Linked DNA regions of Homo sapiens: region 2 is linked to region 1. Evidence: chromatin loops called from intact Hi-C (ENCODE). Cell type or tissue: endothelial cell of umbilical vein. All regions are shown on one strand. Each heading gives the region's core, and the rest is flanking DNA. Links, peaks and the distances in the headings are about the cores only.

The links. Hi-C counts contacts between places; a loop is a spot of excess contacts. Peaks named below come from ENCODE experiments on the same cell type or tissue, not always from the same donor. Only the 100,000 strongest peaks of a DNase experiment are listed, where the experiment ranks them.
Region 2: it touches region 1 in a loop (17-fold over the local background); 92 of 110 quality-filtered maps call a loop at or near these places.

Annotation. Positions count from the first base shown.
Region 1 is chr6:26,602,222-26,613,005 of GRCh38, reverse strand. It overlaps LOC105374989 (a long non-coding RNA gene), which reads right to left and starts at 10,273. Exons shown (of 2, transcript NR_187833.1): 1 at 9,415-10,273; 2 at 6,345-8,350. In endothelial cell of umbilical vein, for the core only: a CTCF peak has its summit at 5,456 (motif pointing left); a DNase peak (open chromatin) is centred at 5,435; H3K27me3 peaks cover 788 bases.
Region 2 is chr6:27,074,480-27,085,263 of GRCh38, reverse strand. It overlaps the pseudogene VN1R11P. Among named protein-coding and RNA genes, the nearest start is that of TRP-CGG2-1, 12 kb to the left of the region's middle. RefSeq lists a silencer at 6,429-6,508. In endothelial cell of umbilical vein, for the core only: a CTCF peak has its summit at 6,171 (motif pointing right); a DNase peak (open chromatin) is centred at 6,243; H3K27me3 peaks cover 138 bases.

The DNA.
Region 1 (10,784 bases), core at 1,589-9,588:
TATTCCCTGAGCCAGGACAGGAAAACAAGTCTCCAGGAGACCAGATATTCACATTCAACTGTGATAGCCAATGGGATCCCTGTTTATTTGGTGCCCGAGTCCCTTGAAGCCAAACCTCCATTCCCAGAGCTCAGATGACCACTAGAATAAGTCTCATCATCCCTCCAAGAGCCCCTTGACCAGCATATTCCCAAGTGGTCCCCTCAGCTCCAACAGAAATGACATTGGCAGCTCCTACAGCTCTCCTGGAAACATTTCAAAGACAGGGAAGAGAGGAGGTCCCAGTTTGCAATTTCACATCCCTCCTGATGTCTAAAGTACTCATTATCCTCTTCCCCTAAAAAAGGCACAGAAGAGCTTGAACCCAGGAGGCTAAGGTTGCAGTGAGCTTAGATCATGCCACTGAACTCCAGCCTGGCGTCAGAGCAAGACTCCCTCTCAAAAACAAACAAAAAGGCACAGAAAAACATCTGTCCACACTTTGCTGTATAGGGATTAAACAATGAGGTTCAGGCTGCAGACACTCCCTCACAGAAGAAAACAAAGCAAAACTCAAGGAATACATCGCCCACATCTGTTAGTTCTGGGCCTCATGAAAGCAAAACTTTGCTACAGCCTTCTAAGCCATAGGGGGAGGGTATCCTGTCTTCAACTCCCCAACTTGGTTATGCAGTCACTGCAGAAAACTTGGACAAGAAAGCTGCACTCTGGTAGGTCAACGAAGTCATAAAGGAGCAGACTGAGGCCACCAATGACTATCCTGAGATTGTGCCTGCCACTCAGCCCATCCTTTCTGTCACCCTACCTGCTGCTGGGACTGCACCATTTCCAACTACCCCTCCATTTGGGAGCACTAATCCAAGCTGGAGAGCTTGAAAGTGATGCAGAATACCCCAGGCCCACTGGCCTTCCTATAGTCCACTGGAGGGATAACCTGTGTGGCTGCTTTGCCTCAGGAGACATCCAGCTTGCTGACCCCTTTGGTGTCCTCGAAGTCAGAGACACTTCCAGGCACCTCTTCAGACTTGAGGCCAACAGTCACTTACTCCTGGTTGACTCCTGCTTCTACCACATTACTCATCACTGACCCCACCAAGCCACCTCTGACCCCTCAGGCTGACAGGTCTGCCAAGTCCCCAACCATCCCTGCTCTAAACCAATTCCTGTAAGCATCCCAACCCTTAATTCTCCTACATATACAGATCCTTCTGGATCTTCTGATCCATCTATATTTAGGCTAGTATAGAAGCCCAATCTAAAAGAAAGAAAGAAGGCCACTTGGGTCCCACACAGTCACCTGACAATGAGGCCACTGGCTCAGCGTTTGATAGCACAGCCCCATGAGCCTTCCTTTTGGAGAAATGCCAATCCTAAGGCACTGGTGCTTTAGGATAGGTCTGTCTAGCTCAGTCAGGAGTTCCATTTCTGGAGCATTCATCAGTGAAGCAGGCCCTAGTAGGACCACTGGTGCCATCAGTCTTTTGGGGTATACTTGGTCCTGAACACCCAGGATCCTTTATTCAGGGCACATGATTTTCCTTCAAAGGAGACAGCACCACAGAGTAAGCCTGGGTTTCGAAACCTCTTCACTGCTGCCTCAGTCAGAGTGTCCTGCTTAGAGTGGGCCTGTTAAGCAGCAGAAGTGCCCCTAGGGAACCAATGCCCCCTGACTAGGGTTCAGTGGGAGAAGGACCTGTCAGAGCACCAGCACCTTCATTTTCCATCAGTTTGGGATATAAGACAAGAGCTCAGCCACAGCTGCAAGCCCAGAAGCAACAACCTTTGGGAAATTTCCACAACTTTTCTGCCCATGCTATTGACACTTCTCTTTTTATTTTATTTATTTTTTATTTTTATTTACTTTTTGTTTTTTGAGACAGCATCCCTCTGCCACCTAGGCTGGAGTGCAGTGCTGCGATCTCAGCTCACTGCAGCCTCTGCCTCCCAGGTTCAAGTGATTCTCCTGCCCCAACCTCCCAAGTAGCTGGGATTACAAGCGCCCTCCACCACACCCAGCTAATTTTTGTATTTTCAGTAGAGAAGGAATTTCACCATGTTTGCCAGGCTGGTCTCAAACTCCTGACCTCAAGTGATCCACCCAGCTCAGCTTCCCAAAGTGCTGGGATTACAGGCTTGAGCCACCGCGCCCGGCCGGCATTTCTCTTTTCAATATGTAAGCTCAGATAGGAGTCTTACCTTCCTGCTTTTCCCTGGGAATATGCTTGCCTGAAGAAAAGGGAAGATAGTCTTTCCTCACTTGCATCTTGGGGGTGGGAAATTGCATTTGCCTTTAATCTTTCCCTTCCTTGGTCTGGCTTTAAAGTGTGGTTTTCTTCCTCTGGCTTTTTTTGATGGAGTTTCGCCAGATTGGCCAGGCTGGTCTCAAACTCCTGGTCTCAAGTGATCCGCCCACCTTGGCCTCCCAAAGTGCAGGGATTACAAGTGTGAGCCACCAGGCCCGGCCCCCTCTGGCTTCGTAGGGAGCCTGTTTGTCCACATTTCACTAGTTGTTCATACACAGTCCTTGGAGGAGCTCTAAGAAAATCTTGAATCTAGCTTATCCTTGGGAAACATTGATCATCCCCTGAGAGACACTGTGGATGCTACTCCTGCTGAATGACTGCCTCCCACCAAGTCTGCACTGTCCCTTAGAAAGATAATACTCAGACTGGGCACGGTGGCTCACGCCTGTAATCCCAGCACTTTGGGAGGCTGAGGCAGGTGGATCACCTGAGGTCGGGAGTTTGAGACCAGCCTGACCAACAAGGAGAAACCCTGTCTCCACTAAAAATGCAAAACTAGCTGGGCGTGGTGGCACATGCCTGTAATCCCAGCCACCCAGGAGACTGAGGCAGGAAAATCACTTGAACCTGGGATGCAGAGGTTGCGGTGAGCCAAGATCATGCCATTGCACTCCAGCCTGGGCAACAAGAGTGAAACTCCGTCGAAAAAAAAAAAAAGAAAAAAAAAAACAAAAAAAAAAACAAGAAAAGAAAAGAAAAATGATGTTCCATCCCCATCCTCTCTCTGCCCATTTAGCCTTAAACACCTAGAGGTTTAAGACTGTTAGCCTGGAAAACATCAGTCAGATTCCTTGCTCCTTGAGAAAGAACCTCTTAGACAGTTTTCCTACAATTTTGGAGTGGGCCGAATGCCCATTGCTGCTTACAGCTGTCACCTCCCCTTCCTTCCCCATTTGTTTTACTAGACTCATCTCTGTCTCCCCTGGTTTGCTTATGAAAAGCCTTTCTCTTGTGACTTTGTCTGACATTTGTGTATATTTGCTCTTTGAGTTGGAGGAGGAATTGACTTGCATGAAAGATGATAAATTAGTTTTACACTGCCTCCATAATAAATCACCTCAAGCTTGGCAGCTTAAAACACCACCCATTTATTATTTCACAGCACTTTGAGCTAGGAGTCTGGGCACAGAGTATTCCAACTGGGTGCTCTGCTCAGGACCTCACGAGGCCAAAGTCAAGGTGTTAGCTGGGCTGGACTCTTATTTGGAGGCTTGTAAAAAAATTCTCCTTCCAAGATCGTTCAGATTGCTTGCATTTTTCAGGTTCTAGTATTCTTATAACTAAGGTCCTTGACTCATGGACTCCTTTATCTTAAGGCCAGCAATGGCTTGTCAAGTCTTTTTCTTTTTTCAAATATCTGGTTTCTCTTCCTTCTGCATCTCTCTGAATTCAAAGTTCTCTGCTTATAAGGGTTCATGTGATTAGATTAGACCCACCCAGAAATCCAATATGATCTTCCTATTATAAGATTCACAACGTTAGTTACGTTTGCAATGTCTGTTTTGCCATGAAATGCTGCACATTCACAAGTTACAGGGATTAAGACTTAGATATCTTTGAGGGAGTCATTCTGTCTACCAAAGATGGTATGTTGGTAAGAACTGAACTTTACTTCTTAACATATTCTGGGGCCAAGTTTTCAGGATAAAGAAAGCAGCACCATTTTATGTCTTCAAATACGAATTTCTGAATTGTCAAACCATGCATTGATTTTCATCAGTGAGGGTTTAGGAAACAGAGGAAACAGGGAAGGAATAGGGCATGGCTGACCCTTGCTTCTTTCTTCTTTTGGTTCTTGTCCATCTTTTTGACCTCAGTACAGCCTATGTCACCCCTAGTGTATGTTAAGAATTCTGAATAATGAACATACTTTGGAATAATTTTCTTTTGTTTTGAGATAGGGTCTTGATCTGTTGCCCAGGCCGGAGTGCAGTGGTGCAATCTCGGCTCACTCTGCCTCCCAGGTTCAAGTGATTCTCCTGCCTCAGTCTCCTGAGTAGCTGGGATTACAGGCATGTGCCATCACGCCTGGCTATTTTTTTTGTTTTTTGTATTTTTAGTAGAGATGGGGTTTCACCATGTTGGCCAGGCTGGTCTTGAACTCCTGACATCAAGTGATCTGCCCGCCTTGGCCTCCCAAAGTGGGGGGATTACAGGCCTTCACCACCATGACTGGCCTAATTGTCTTTTTAACACTTAAAGACCTTTCTCCTAACTTAGAATTATCCCCCATGCCCATACTCTCCCAAATAGGACAGGCTTGTTAGCTAGGTGGCAGCTTCCTGGATCATCTCAGCTCTGTAACCAATGAAAATTCTAAGTTTGGATGGGGCATATTTATTTTCACTTTTACCATTTTGATTTTCAAAAAAAAAACAAGAAAAACATCCCAAGAACATTGAGGTTTGTTCTCTGTCCCTGAAGAGCATATATCCTAGTTGGTAACAAAATACCATGTCTTCAATATGACTGTAAAAACCTAGAAGTTTGTAATAAAGCATGAATACTAAAATAACTACCCAGAGGTCTATAACTGAGGTGTACATGATATAATGTAGTCATTTGGAGGACCTGGAGATTCATCCAGTCTGCAAAGAGAAAAACCCGTGGGGAAAGACTTGGGCCTGAAACGGTGGGCAGGATTCGGATAGACATCAAGGAGAAATAAATTAGTCAGCAACTCAAAAACCACGTGAGGCATTTCAACATGAAGTTCATATAGGGAATGCTTGCTCAGGTTTTAGAAATCTAAAACACAAAAAGGTAACACAGAGTTGAAAACTGCAGCAAACAGCTCCCACTCACTATGGTGGGGAATAAAGGAAAGGAGTTGGTATCAGAAACTAGAAAGTGAGAAGAGAGATCCCGGCATGTGGGCTTAGACCTCTGAAGAGAAAGTGCATCCTGGCTGCCGTCAGTACCTCAGGAGCTCCTAGGATTGGGGTCTTGTGGAGCTGAGACTCAGTATCTGAAAAGGAGACACTTCCTAGATGACCCTGGCACCTCTGAAGGTGCAATGAGCCTGGGTCTGCAGGCACTTTTCAAAATCTGGAAAGTGAAACAAACTGTTCTATCACTGCCAGGGTGAAGGGCTGTTGCCCTATAATAAAGTAACAGAGAATGAACAGGCTCCTGGGGCCCTCTAGTGTCAGAATCTAACAGGGAACCGCAAGCAAAAGAGAAATATGTTTTGCAGAGCCCAAGCCCCACATCTCAAAGCCCAGTACTTGAGGGTGGATTCAGGGCTGGGACACAATCATGTGATAACTGGCACATATGACAACTGGCATCATTTTTATATTGAATTTGTGTGTTTATGTGAGTTTTCCTACTACAAGTTACCCCACTGCAAGAAGTTTTAAAAGTGTTATTTCCAGACCTTATTGCAGAGGTAAACTTATACCTTTACATGTTTGTTGCAAAGTAAATTGAATAGAAATTAAGAAATGATTAAAAATTTCTTATAAAATTCCTTTTTCCCTGCGCTTAAGATCCAAATCTGAACTTCAGAAAACCTGGACTCTAGATCTGCCTCAGTTACTGGAATATGTAGTGCTCATGCAAATATATACTGCTTATTCCCTCACACAACCCTAAAACCAGCAACACATTGCTTTACCCCATGGTCCTCAATGTTTCTTCCCATATCCCAAATTATCATGCTAATTTTGGCAATATACAGATGATTTTTTAAAAAAAATTAAATTGTATTAGTAAACAAGTTATTTTGACATTTGTCTAAGAATTATAATAAACACAATTTATGACATAGAAATATGACCTTTGCACTTCCAAATTTCTCCAAATGCTAAACTGCTCATGTCAGACTTCCACTGAAGTTTTTGTTATAGAAGACCAGATAATAACAATTACTATACTTATACTATCTCTTCTAGGATATAATGGAAGCACTAAGATTTAAAATTCTATCAGGCTTCCATTTGATCCAATTTTATAACTACTTAACTAACATTATTTGCATTGAATAAGAGATAATTCAGAATTAGTTGACACAAGGGACCAAAGAATTCCTCACTATGGTTTTGGATCTTTGGATTGAGTTTTATTTGAAAGCTCAGCTAACCCTAAGTGCGGGTCACATCTACCTTCAGGGTTTTCAAATGGGAGGGGAGGAATACAGCAATTAGGAGAGAATAACTTGGCATTGTAAATGGAGAGTGTGTTAGGTCCTGGAAATCACTTAGGAGAACAAGCACTTGGGGAACATCCATATATACTCTCCAAAGAAGGGCGAGCAAACAGAAGTCTTTGGAACATGAAATGCCCCTGGAGTTCATGAGAATGTTTGGGACTCTGACTGTGAGATGGCAGAACTATGCTTGAGCCAGCCATTCCACTTTCAGGTGGGGGAGACAAGTCACTTGTTCTCATCAGGTACATCTTTGTAGTATTTCTATCGGACTTTATTTCCATTTAAGGTGTACTGAAACTTCTGAAGTCTTCAGATTCAGCAAGTCTATCAAAGTCAAAAGGCTTTTTGGAGCAAGATCTGGATCAGAATGGAATCGTTCTAGGGAAATCATTTGTCTTTTATCCTAAGTTTCTTCAGGTCCTCACAGGACAACTATGGATTCTAGATTTCTGAGCCCACCTAGCTTAACCTTCCTTAGTGATCTGATATTCCAGGGAAACATATTGTCCTGGGCCTTTCCAAAGTGGCCCTGTTAGAACAGGAGCATGTGGATCCTCTTCCCAAAAGCTGCATGTGATCTTGGCTTCAATATACTTTGTTGGTTGTATGCATTTTATGTTCCTTTATATATAAAATATAAAATAAATATAAAATGCATACAACAAATTTTTAATTTTTTAAAAAATAGAGATGAGGTCTCACTATGTTGGCCAGGATGGTTCTGAACTCCGGCTTCAAGCAATCCTCCCACCTTGGCCTCCCCAAGTGCTGGGATTAAAGGCATGAGCCACAATGCCTGGCTCATTTTATTTTCTTATGTAACTAAGTTTTTCTCAGCAAGCAGATTCGATGACCTCCAGTTATCATAATTTTTCCTCATGGGAACTCATCTGGCATTGTGAAGAACAAATAGCACTTTCAGGATTTTCTGTAAGACGTTTGGCCCATTTTCTGTAGAAATGCAACTTTCATGTGCATGGCTCAGATCATCATCTATTTTGGGACATTTTTTTTCTCCATATTAAGTGGAGCAAACATTGTCCAGACTTTCATTTCTTTCTGTTGTCATGCCGCTAACTCTGCTGAAGACTTTAAAAGTCACTTCAAATTGGGTGTTTTCTGTGTGCATAGATTCTTTCCAGTTTGTATATATTTAATATGATCTGAAAGTGCTTCTTCTATATTTTTTTCAGCCAGTTCAGCATGTTTAATTTCTTTTTCCTCCAAAAGGTTTCCAAGAAACACTTGAGGTCACATGATAAATCAGTTTCTCCAATGATTCTTTTGATGAATCATGAAAGAATGTCCATTTTCTTTAAAAAAAAAAAAAAGGGGGAAAAAAAAGACTGTCCATATTCTAACTTATTGCTTATATACAATTCTAATTTACACCATCCATATTATCCTCTCCAAGTATAGCAGCTAGATTGGTCAGCTTTATCCACTCTTGAGAAACTTGATATAACATTCCTTATCAGTAGCATTTCTTGCATATGCACCATAGAATCCTTAGCCAAGAGACCCACTGGCCTTTGTTTGTTTAATGGTGTGTGTGTGGGTGTGTTTGCACACGTCTGTGTGGTAGCACTGAATTCCAAAGAAAAAACTAAACAAGCCAACCAGAAGTCCAACATGGAATATAGTGATCCGTAGAAAAGGGCATTCTACATTGAGCCACCAACCCAAATCTCTGAAAATGGCAAATACAGAATTCTTGGTCGTAAAATAGATTATGAGGTTTGTCTATTCCTAAATAATAGACATTTACATCCTTCCTAACTGGTATCTTCATCCAATCCCAGGGAGCACCTCCTCTCAAAACTCCCCATAATTGCTGTTGAAAGATCTATCCAGTTTCTTTTGTCTGTTTCAGCCTAGGTTCTCAGAGAGACATCTTTTAAAGACAAAGATGGATATATCAAAACTCCAATAAGCCATTCCAAAATATCATAAACAAAGAGGCCACCCTAACTTGCCTGTTTAATATTGCAAACCACATACCTCCCACTCCCTGGTCCCCTTACCCTGCTTGACTTTTTCTTTGCTCCATAGAACTTATTACCTTCAAATAGATACAATTACTTATTTGTGTTTATTATGTGTTTCTCCCCAGCTTGAAAAATCCACCCTAGTCTCTGCTGTGTACTGTTGATGTATCCGAATGCCTAGAACTGTGCCTAGCTTTTAGCAGACACTCAATAACTGTTAGTTGGGAGACTAAACGAATAGAGGACATCCAAGAGTCAACAGTTCAAGTTGAGGACATCATCCTAATGTAACCTGACTCTTGGGCTTAAATGTCACTGAAAGGACTAGAAAGACAAATAGGGTAGTGAATATCACAACATCCACCCACCCCCTACCCATCATCGTACTTCAAAGGTCAACCCACATATGCTTAAGAAAATGAGAAAAACAGGAACAAATTTAGAAAATCCTAATATTCAGAATAAAACCCAGAAGAAAATGATTAGAAGGTATACATACTGGAGAATGAGAGGAAGGCAGAAAGAAAAAGAGGAAGCAGGAAGACAGGCAGAAAAGAAATAAAATCTGTCACCAACTTACTCTTTAAAACACAAATATAAAGTATGATCGCAATTTCAGGCTCGCAGTTTGGTGGACAAGCACTAATGTATAGGAGTTTCTGGTTTCATGTCCTGGTGTTTGGCCCCTTACTTTCCCTTAATATTTGTATCAGATTTTCCATTAAATGGTTTTCCCCTCTGCTCTTGCTGGTGTCTTTCTCATTTAATATATTTCCTTCTATGCAACAGCCTTCCAGTGGTTTCTCTCTCAACTGAACTATCAGTGAAAACTTCCTTATTGAACCGAAAATAAATTCTTTCCTTTGATTCTACTCATACTTATTTTGCAAAACGCACCAGTCCCGCGTCCTGCTCTCCACCCAATTAACACTCTTATGTTCCTAAGAATAATATCTGTATTATTACAAACCTCTGTGTTTTGTTGTTGTTGTTGTTGTTGTTGTTGTTTGAAACGGAGTCTTGCTCTGCCACCCACGCTGGAGTGCAGTGGCGCGATCTCGGCCTACTGCAACCTCTGCTTCCTGGGTTCAAGCAATTCTCCTGCCTCAGCCTCCCAACTAGCTGGGATTACAGGCGCCCGCCATCACGCCCGGTTAATTTTTGTATTTTTAGTAGAGATGGGTTTCACCATGTTGGCCAGGCTGATCTGGAACTCCTGACTTCGTGATCCGCCCGCCTCGGCCTCCCACAGTGCTGGGATTACAGTGTGAGCCACGGCGGCAAGCCTATAAACCTCCGTTTTTAAAACACATTAACATAGCAACAATGAGAGTCAAAAAAAGGGAAAACATTTTTCCAATACACGGAGAAGTAGCCTCCTTTCTAATGTATTGTTTAGACTGAAAAAAAGTAAAATAACCTTGTTGGAATGGAGATATTCCACCACATTCATTTCTGTGGCACAATTGGTTAGCGCGTTCGGCTGTTAACCGTAGGGTTGGCCGTTTGAGCCTCGGGTGCCGGAATTTCATGAGAAACGGTATTTTCTTACTTCAGGGATTGTGTCTGGCAAATTAAATGAAAATCCAACCATTATTCTTCCCCTGGTGTTCCTTGGGTATTTTCATTTCCTTGTTTCTTGATTAAATTTACCAAGCTCCTTCTAAATGCCAGTAGATATGAAAGCAATCCCATGTTTCTGAACCACTTGTTTTGTTTCCAAACTCCATCTCTCTCATGTGCTGGTCCATCCAGTAGAGTCCCCACAGCAAAAAGCAGCAGAAGTCACTCGGCCAAGGTCTTGCAGAGCTTGCCCCCTACACTGAGCTGGCGTCGCCTCTACCTGAATCAGTTCCTTGGGTCAGGCTTTGGACGTCACAATAGAGCACGAATAAAAGGGGTGGAGACCTCTAGCTAGGTTTCCACCTGTATTCCTGTGACTGGTATTTTCCTGTGACTGGTATTTTCCTAAATTATCAGACTCTCAATTTTTTTCTTGCTAACAAAATAAATACCAAAGATGGTCTCTCTTAGACTCTGCAATTCCGCTTCTGACAATTTTTACACAATAGCTGTATTTGTACAACTAAAATTGACTCATGTCAGCATTATTCTTTTAAACACTTAAAAGAAAAAAAGATTAGAAGAAGCTGCACGTCCAACCATAAAGTCCTGATTAAATAATCAATGATAATTGACACAATGGAATTGGAGGCAAAGGTGAAAAACAAAAAGAAGTTCTCTGAATTCATTTGCAGGCAATGTGCTGGGGGAGCTCACTGGAGTGCGCTAACCCTGATAGCCCAGGTCAGCCACAGACTGGCCACAATAACTGCTGAA
Region 2 (10,784 bases), core at 1,421-9,420, 470 kb before region 1:
TTTCCAAATGGCTTGATGAGATCCCTTACTGCCAGAACTATACATTCTATCCAAATATGTATTTTGGTTCCAGTTTAAGAAAAATTGAAACCAAGTTATTCATTTAAATTAATGCAGAACCAGATTATTTTTTAACTCTGATAATAGAGAGACTAGACTGATAACATTGTGGGAGTGCCAAGGCACTAAAAAATGATGTCTAGAAACAAGTCATAAATTGCTATCTAACTTAATTTATTTATATATTGAAGAGAGATACATTTACATGTTTAACAAATCAGAAAACAGAGAAATATATAAAATAAAATTTGATTTACTATGCCTCCATTTACTTAGTTTCTCTTCAATCAGGAATAATTCTTATAGTTTTTTTTTTATTCTTGCAGGAGTTCATGATGTAGATAATTCCAAATTAATTATATTATTATATTGCTTTTTGAATGCTACAGCTTTCACATTGCTTTTGTTTTAATTGAAAAAAAAAAACCTTTGCGTATCATTCCGTGTCAATATATTTTGAACTCATCCACTTCTTCATAAGTACCATAAAATCCCTTTGTATGAATGGATACATATCAATATCTTTAAATAGCCAAAAATAATTCCTTTTGCTAGATATTTTGTTGTATTTTTAAAATAATGTATCATAATGTGTATTTTTCCTACTCCAATTCTTAAATGCGCAAGTATATCTGAAGGATTAGGCCCTAGACATGGAATTCCTGAGTCAAAAGGTGACTGCACCAGTAATTTTGATAGATTTTACCAGATTGTTCTACTGTTTTTTACTCCTGGAAGCCTGGTGGTGAAAGAGCCATCATAAATACACAGAATTTCAGCTGCTTTTTGAAGGGTGGAAGGATAGAGAATAAGATCGCTGAGTCTCTCTAGGATTTCTGTGATCTCTTGCATTAGATCGGAGCTGCTGGTCACCAGGTTTGTTGTATGAGAATTTATCCTTATATGTTTAAGCAATTCTTCTTATTTTAAAAAATACACAGCACAGCAAAACTAGCAAGTTTATTTCAAACTTGCTTACTGAAGAGATCAATAAAACAGACATTTTCTGAAGTCTTACTGAACTTGCCAACATTCAGCCACACATCTATCTCTGTGAATCAGCACAAAAGGGCTGAGAGTTGCATAACCAAGGGTTAAACATTCTTGAATATTTGATATTATGAAATTATTCTCTAAGGATAAAGTTAAATATAAAGAAATAATACAATCTATCCAATAAAAGAAAACAAAACAGATCATCAGAAGGAGAACACTTTGAGCAGCTCTTATCTCAGGGGGAGTTTTGTACAGAAATTTGGAGTTCTGAATGTGAAGAACATGCTTGTGATGCTGGTGGAGAAGAAATACTATGTAGCTGCTGGCCCAGCCCATTAGACCCTGAAACAGGGCATCTTGCAAGACTATCAGTGTGAGAAAAATCCGTCTTATTACCGATCTCCCTGCTAGAAAATAACAGTAGTTATCCTTTTCACTAATTTGTGATCTGTTCATGTTGCTATTTGTGATGGAATGAAGTAAGTTTATGGTTATCAAGGAACTGAATGTCCAAAAAAAAGAGAAACAAGGGAAGGACTTGTCATGCAGACCTCAGCTTGAGCCTCCCCCTCATGCAGGCTCTGGGACTGATGGTGATGGCCTGGACCACAGTGAGGAGACTGCTGGTGCAGATGGAAAGGCCTCGAGCCACCCTCTCCAGATAAGCAACAATTTTACAGCCTGTATCATCTAGGAAGTTTTTCAAACCAAAAGCTGCTATTGTCTTGGGCATTCCTTTGGAAAATAGAAGTATGATATTTGTAAAAGCTAAGTGAATAAGAATAAAGTGTAAAGACTTCTTCTCAGTCCCCCAAAAGAAAATGCACATATAGTTTACCAAAACCAAAACATTCCCCACAATGCCAAGTCCAGTTAGAAACAGGAATATTGTTCCCTTGATAATATTCAAAGCCATTTCTAACTTCATGGGCAGAAAATATTTAGATCAAGGAAACACTGTATGAAGAAAGTACCAGTTATGATGATATATATGTATCTGCAAAAAAATCATATCATAGCACATTTCTAGTGGATAAAGGAAATCATAATATATGTAACAGAGCAGATTTTTGTCCAAAGAACTGTAGTCCTTTCCCTGTGACACTCTTTGATGAACATACCATGTGACCTTAAATGTCATCTTGGAAGAGGATACAAAAATCTAAATTTGGGAAACAGATTTTGTTTTCCTGATCTCCATAGCTGCAAGACCAACTTGCTTGTTCAAATTCTGATATATCCCACATATTTTAAGTCTCAGCATATGCTGAATTGAACTAAAACAATTCCCCCAACCTGAATGTCTCCATTTTCTACTTATTCTTAATATTCCTATCAGCCAATTTCAAAAACCTGGTGCTCACCCTTAACCCCTCTACCTCTTCCACATTCAACAGACAGACACTCATAAAATCATGTTGTTTCAACATCTTTAACATTTCTCAAGTTTAACAATGTTTTATCTTCTGTGATACTTCTTTTATTCATTATGCCTATATGTCTATCATTTTGATTAGTATAACAATTTCTGGTTTATCTCTTCTTATTTTCATATCTTTGATTTATATTCCTTAATATTTCTGAGTTGTCTTTCAAGACCCCGAACTGAATCTGTAATTTCAGTACTTACAAGTTTTCAGTGGGTTTTCCAAGTACTCCATATAAAGTCAAACTGCATAGCATTTCACTGTAGGACCTCAAATGTTAATGGTTAATCAGCCAAAGACCTTCAGGAACAAGCCTGTTGCTGAAAAACAATGAGATACATGGACTGGATGTAGCCAGAGAAGGTGCTCTAGAGGAACCATAGAATGTCACTCTACAAGGGCATTTAGGAGAGGTCTGAGTTCCCACTGATGGATCTGAGGGGCCCCTAAGCGGAGTTGTTGATGTGTTGATGTTTCTCAAGGGCCATTAGGAGAGGTAGATTAATTAGCTATTGCATACTGTCACGAGATGAAGGCAGTTTATAAATTAGAGATCTCTGATGTCTGGATATACAAGGCAGGTTGGGGCTACATTGGTAAGAAAAGAGTCATCACTCAAATGGTGCAATTATGGCAGTTTACAACTGCTGTGTAACCAGTGAGTCCAGTTGACTCTGTAACCAGATCTACCTGTGTCTGTTCTCCCAACATTGGTAACAGGAGAGCTACTTTGATCTTTACCAGTCCAAGCTAATTTTTACTCTTTTTGTCTGAACAGGATTTTACTCTTTCACAATCAACCTCTCCAATCTCACTTCTTTTCCAGAACTTACATCAAACTACAAATAAATCCCCCAAAACAAAAGAAACCAGGATGTTTGATCTAACCTTTCTATAAGCCTTGTCCCCTTTCATTTTCTACTAATCACTAAGAGATGCCTTAGATTTATCTTAATTTGTCTTAAAGGTCCCTGGCAGTGTGAACTGCCTGAATTTAGGCTTGTACTCAGGTCTTATACCAGGAAACTTTATAACTTTTGGAATATTAGTTATTGCTTTTCTGCCTCAGTTTCCTCCAGTGCCAAATGAAGAGACTAACATCTATATCAATGCATTAAACAAAGCATTACATGATCTGAACTGGATAGCCTATAGTGAAATGAACTACAGGCTTTAATAACAAGAAGAGCAGTATGGACTAATAGGTTTGGAGTAAGAACTGGTTACATATTTAGTCAGAAACCTGGAATTTGTCAAAAATGAATGTCCTGCATACACTTCACCACCCTGATGTCCTTATCAAATATTTTTATGTTTGTTTCTTCTTATCTTTTTCTAGGGTTTCACAGTTTTCTGGCCCTCTCTTCATCTTCCCAAGGTTCCAAAGCTCTGATTCAGATTAGAGATTAGCTTCTGTAATACTAATAAGACACTTCCATTTTTTTGACTGAATAATAAGAAAAATATCAGAGGAAGGAAGGGTGACTGGTCTTCCAAGTTGTTTTTGGAATCATGATTGAAAACTATTTGAAAAAACATGCTTCACATTCAGATAGATGTGTAGTGCTCCATCCAGTTCTAATACCTAATAGCTTAGGCAGGTAAGGAAGTGCACCCATTTCAGCTCCAGTTTTCTCAACTGAAAATGAGATTAGTGCTCCCTGCTACATAATGCCAGGGTAAATTTACAGGGTTACATCAGGTTATACTTACTTATAGCCTGGCCAAAAATAAAAGTGGAAAATTTCTGAAGAGCAAGTATGATTTTTAATCATAATGATTGTTAATAGATGCTTCCATTAAACTGGCATATGGTTAATGAAGTTGACTTCTGTATATGATACAATATTATATATTGGATTAGGAGACTTTAAGGATGGATGCAGAAAGAAAACCTTCAAGATATACACACACACTCTCTCTATCTCTTTCTTAATGAATTAACTACTTAATAGGTAAAGACAAAGTTGGCCCACTTGCAAATCACAGAAATGCACCAAAAACGATATGAAGAAATTTGATGAAAGCTAATAATGCTGATAGAGTTATAATGCAGGTGAAAATGTAAGCCTAAAAATGAGTTTTTTCTAGAAACCTGAAAAGCTTTTTTATCTTTGTGATTTTTGGATGAAACCAAAGAGGGAACCTTATAGGAAGAACCACCCCGGACCTCTCTTACAGTACAAGATCCTGAACACTGGGACAAAGATGCTCAAGCATTTCTAGGGTCATCTTCTGGAAATGGTCCCCTTCATGTTTATGACCCCAGGTAAAGATTAGATGCAGAGTCAAGGTCCTCTGGCTCACATAAACTCCCTTGCTTAGTCAAAGAACAAAGCAAGATGCATACTTCTGAGGGAAATATTATATGGCATATGTGAATAAATAAAAGAATTGTCAGGTCTACTCACCTTGGTAGCTATGGTGTAGTAAAGCTCTGGGTTAGTCCTTCTGGCAAGGTAAGGCTCCCCAAGCCATGTTTGTGCCTTCTGGATTTGTAGAGTTCTTGGTTAACAAACTATTACCAGGACTCAAATTTTCAAAGTTGTTTTTCTGTCAGGAAGACGGAAACCCTCTGCAGGATCCTAGTCCCTGAAGTACATTTTCCCCTCTGTCTCCACAATTACGTTTGTTTGCCTCAGGAGTTATTTCAGTCTTAATTGGGGTTTAACTATTGCAATAGAAAGATGTACAGTGAAAAAGTAAACAGCTAGCCAAGTTTCTGTATCCAGGGTTTCCCATTTTTCTGGCCCTCTCTTCATCTTCCCAAGGTTCTAATGTTTTGAATAAAAATGAGAACCAGGTCAGAAGACACATAATAAGTCACTTCTTTTCTTTCTCAAGGCTTTCTTTATACGCAGGGTTATGATAGATGATGACCAGCCCTGGAGACTCTGCTTTCTGAGCTTATCCCAACCACAGGCCTGGACAGGACGAGCGTCACCTTGCTCTACCGATGAACGTTGGCAGTTTGCAGTCTTTGCCATCAGTGATTGTTTTATTCTTTGTCTGTGAAACAACAAATGGGACTGGAAAAGCAAAAGAACCCTCCATTTTTATGAGCTAATCCTGCCTTATAAAGCTTCATAATACTTCTTTAATTCATTATACCCAAGAATGATCCTTCTATAGGTTATTCATTCTGCCCTCAAAAAATGACCTTTCCAGACACTAATGCAAAGGACTATACATAAATGGTGACACAGGGTTGAGATTAGAGGTGAGAATGGAATTATTTTTCTCACTGAGCTGGGCTGTGAGGCAGGCTTCTGGTCACTGGTCTTCATTCAATGTGACAGTATCCTCATCTAGAGGTGCACCTGGTTCATATCAGATGCCAAATTACTTGTGCAATAAGTGAGCAAATAGCCCTTTGAGATAAGTACTCTTTTCATCCCTGATTTTGAATGAGGATATTCAGGCACAGAGAGATTGAGTAAATTGCCCAGTGATACACAGATAATGAATAGCAAAATCAGGATTTGAACCCAGATAATCTAATTCAGGTCATGTGTTCTATTGCCCATTGTTTTGCATGTGTCTTTCTGGGTCAGCCTCTCTTGCGATCTGTTTCACTGTCTAGGAGAGGTGGCTAACCCAGTCTCAGTATCAATCCCATCTTGCACAGACTCTGTCTCCATCTTTTTCTCTGCATCCTGGTTGTGTGTCCTTCAGCCTCTCCTTCTATTTGGAGTAATTGCCACATGGTGGCAGTGTTGTAGGACTTTCTCCTTAGTTCAGCTAAAAACCGGGTTCTTGTCACATAACCAGGAAAGATTAGGCTTGAGGATGCATAGAAGGGTGAGAAAAATGGAATTTATTGCGCGAAAAAGGAAAAAGAAATACTTTCAGCAGAGTGAGAGGGAGGCCTGTTAACCTGCTCCTGCCCCACCACACAGGAACACAAGAGGCTGGGCTCCTCCCCTCTGCAAACCACGCTAACTTCGTGGCTCCACCCCCTTTTCCCAGTGCACAGGTGGGTCGGAGGTTCTCTGGGGAGCCCTTTTTACTCGGCTGTCTCAACAGTTTCGGGGTTTACATGTGAACTTTAATGATTTCTGGCTGGGTTACATTGGATGGGCAATATTTGATGAATTACTTGGCCTCTCCATTGCTATACTTTTTCTTATGTAAAATGACATTGAAAACAAGATGCAAGATGAGCCTAGAGAATCTTGTTGTGTCAAAAAGTAAGAATGAGCTCAAAGAATGGTGAGAATCTGTCAAATAGGGAGCCAGCTTGAAGGGACTCCCTCCAGCCAAATTTGAGAAAATTTGAGAATCAAACTGAATAATGATTTTAAATGATTGTTACCTATTGGATACTACAAGAATCCATTAGTCCACAATTAAAATGAATAAATGAGGGAGAAGGAAAAGACCTAACTTTCAATGAAAAAGCAACTAGTAAATGTAAAAGAAATAATGAAATTAGAATATCACCACTCGATGACTATCATAATAATAATTTCTTCAGGAAGGAATCATCAATGGGTGCTAAAACTAATAGGTGGAAGTTTAGGTGAGCAGGATATCAATATTGCCTCAAAGTGTCTTCCCCAAAGATTTACTAATGACAAAGAGTAAAACAGTAACATTACACTGAACACCAAATAGATACCAGTAGACACCAAGTGATGGCAGCTAACACTGCCTGGGATGAAACACACCAACAGCACGTGAGCCTTGACATCATGCGCTGAGAACTCATAATAAATTCTACCGTATTCCTGCCAAAGGGGTCACCCTGAATCTAATTACAAGGAAAAATCAGAAAAACTCAAATTGAAGCACATTGTAGAAATGTCTCAAGCTTTTATGACAACAACATCATAAAATACAAAGAAAGACTCAGGAACTTTTACTGGATGAAGGAAGCTACAGAGAGATGACAACTGCATATTAATGTACCATGTGACCTTGGATTATCTTTTACCATAAATTGTATCACTGGGACAATTGTTGAATCTAAACATGTTCTATCAAGTGAATAGTACCATTGTATTAATATTAATTTCCTGATTTTAATCATTGCACTGTAGCCACGTAAAAGAATATTCTGCTTTTAAGAAATAAACCCTGGGGTAATTATGATTAAAACATCAACAACCATGACAAATGTTATGTTAATAATTTCAAGAAAAAATATTTGGCCAAAAATGTGAATTGCTTAGTAAGATACCATTCATTGAATACATTAAATCCTGTAAAACAACACTATTTATTATTTTTAATATTTCCATAAGTAGTAATACTAGAAAACTCTGAATGGGGGAGAAAAGTAGTAAAATTAGAAAACCGAATTGGGGAGAGAGTGAATATGACTGAGGAGAAAGAAAAGATAGTAGAGTTAGGGACTACTAAAACTTTTTAAATTATTTCAATTTTTTTTTCGTTTTTTTTTTTGAGATGGAGTTTCACTCTCGTTGCCCAGGCTGGAGTGCAATGGTGCAATCTCGGCTCACCGCAAGCTCCACTTCCCAGGTTCAAGCGATTCTACTGCCTCAGCCTCCTGAATAGCTGGAATTACAGGCATGAGCCAACATGCCCTGCTAATTTTGTATTTTTAGTAGAAATGGGGTTTCTCCATGTTGGTCGGGTTGGTCTTGAACTCCTGGCCTCAGGTGATCCACCCTCCTCAGCCTCCCAAAGTGCTGGGATTAGAGGCGTGAGCCACCATGCCCGGCCTATTTCAATTTTTTAAAACAAGAAACAGGTGTGGTAGACTATAGACATTCGTAAAGCCTGTTGGCTGTTCATGGGTTTCCAATATCGTTTCAGGTGAATGGATAAACAAACGGTGGTATATCCATACAGTGGAATACTATTCATCAATAAAAGGAAATGAGGCATGAAGACACAGAAAACACGGGGAAACTTAAATGCATATTGTTAAGTGAAAGAAGCTAGTCTGAAAAGGCTGCATACTATATGATTCCAACTATATGACATTTTGGAAAATGCTAAACTATAAGGATAGTGGAAAGATCAGTGGTTGCCAGGATCTAGGATGGCAGGAAGAAGAGAAGGATGAACAGGTAGAACACAGAGGACTTCTAGGGTTATAAAACTATTCAGTATGATCCTGTAATGATCATTGTATATTTGTCAAGACCTTTATAATGTACAACACAAAAAGTGAACACTAATGTAACTATGAACTTTAGTTAATAAAAATGCATCAATATTGTCTCATCAACTGTTGCAAATATATCACACTATAAGGACGTATATGGGAACTCTCGTACTTTCTGATCAATTTTTTTGTAAATGTAGAACTCTAAAAATAGTCCAGAAAATTAAAAAAAGAGATAAAATGGAAGGTATTATCTAGAAAGTAGCACAGATGTGAAAACAATGGAAAACATTTTTAAAACACTTAGAACTTGCAGGATAGGAAGAGGCAATATTTACAAAGATAATGGCTGATAATTTCTCCAAACAAAGGAAAGATATGACTTCACATACACAGAAAGCACAACATATTCCAAGCAGATCAAATAGAAAGTGATCTCACCGGACACACTGTAGTGCAATTAACAATACTAAAGACTAAAGGAAGATTTTTAAAGCAACAGGAAAGAGAAAAAAAGATTGCTGAAGAAATAACATTCAGATTGCCATAGGTTTTTGAAACCACAAAGTGAAAGTCCAATCTGAGAAAAAGTGTATCTTCAAACTGTTGAGAGAAACATGTCAACTCAAAAGTTTATACAAAGAAATGTCTTGGTTCATTTTCTGTTGCTATAACAGAATACCTTAGACCGGGTAATTTGTAAAGAAAAGAAGTTTATTCTGGAGGCTGGGAAGTCCAAGGTCATGGGACTGGCTTCTGGCAAGGGTTTTTGTTCTGCATCACGACATGGTGAAAAAGCAACACGACAAGAGAATGTGGATGAAAGAGGGAAAAAGAAGCAGGCTGACTGGTTTTATAACAACTCACTCTCATGAGAACTAACCCAGTTAGCCAGAACTGCATGAATCTCTTCATGAGGGCAGAGATAACCCAAATACCTTCCACCAGGCCCTATTTCCCAATCCTTCCACTTTAGGGAATTAAGGTTCCAACATGTGAACTTTTGGAGGATACACTCAAACCATCGTAGTAAATTTGTCTTTCAATAATGAGGATAAAATACAGTTTAAGGGTGAGGGAAAGCAGAGCAATATTGCCACTAAGAAACTTTACTATAGAATCTTTAAGTTTGTACTTGAACAACAAAAACATAACCCTAGAAGGGATAAGCTGTAAGAAAAAAATGAAAAAAAAAAATCGGGAAACATATAAGCCTAAGCAAATATTGCCTGTATAAAATAATAATAATAATAATAATAATAATAATAATAATAATAATAATAATGATGTCGAGTTTTGGGGGTTGAAAAAAGCCAGAACTAAAATAACAGATAAGAATAGTTTAACAGATGACAGTAATTAGATTTAAGCTATTTAAAAATATTGTAGCTGGGAATGATGGCTACAATAGCAGGACTTTGGGAAGCTGAGGCAGGAGGATCACTTAAGCCCAGGAGTTTGAGATCAGCCTGGGCAACATGGTGAGATCTTGTCTCTACCAGTTTTTTTTAATTAGCCAGGTGGTCTAAAACTAGCCTAAAAAAAATTAGGATCATTTAAGTCAAGGAGGTCAAGGTTGCAGTGAATCCTGATAGCACCACTGCACTCCAGCCTGGGTGACAGAGAAAGATCCTGTCTCAAAATATGTGTGTGTAAACATATGTTAATGCTTGGAATATGTTATAAAGTAGATTAACTTTACACTTTGTAAAGTTAACTATTAATAATAAAATTTTGATAGTAAGCACACAAAGAATAGATAAATATATAGATTAGTAGAAGAAAAATTATTCACATGAGTAGAGCAATAAGGGGAAAAATTAGCAAAATAAAAAATCCAATTAAAAAGACAGTAAAGAAAAAAGATAATAAAAAAGTAATAAACTCAAATGTGGGAAAAATACAAACCAAAGAGATGTTAGAAAAAATTCCAAGTATATCAGTGCTGGTATAATAACAGGTTGCAGCCTAAGCAGCTTTAACCAGGAGCCACTAAACCACTAGAAACAAACCTGTAATCTGACAAAATCAGATTAATGAGTCAGGTAATGGAAGGAAGATGTTTGAGAGGAATCTTGAAACGGTAGCTCTACAGAAGAGAAGAGAGAAGTACATTTTATAAGGTTTGAGTTACTGCTGAAAGATTCTGAAGAGAGACAAGGAGAAGCAGGTATTCTTCAACCTTGGTTCTGGTTTGGTTGATGTTTCTAGGACAGGACTAGAAA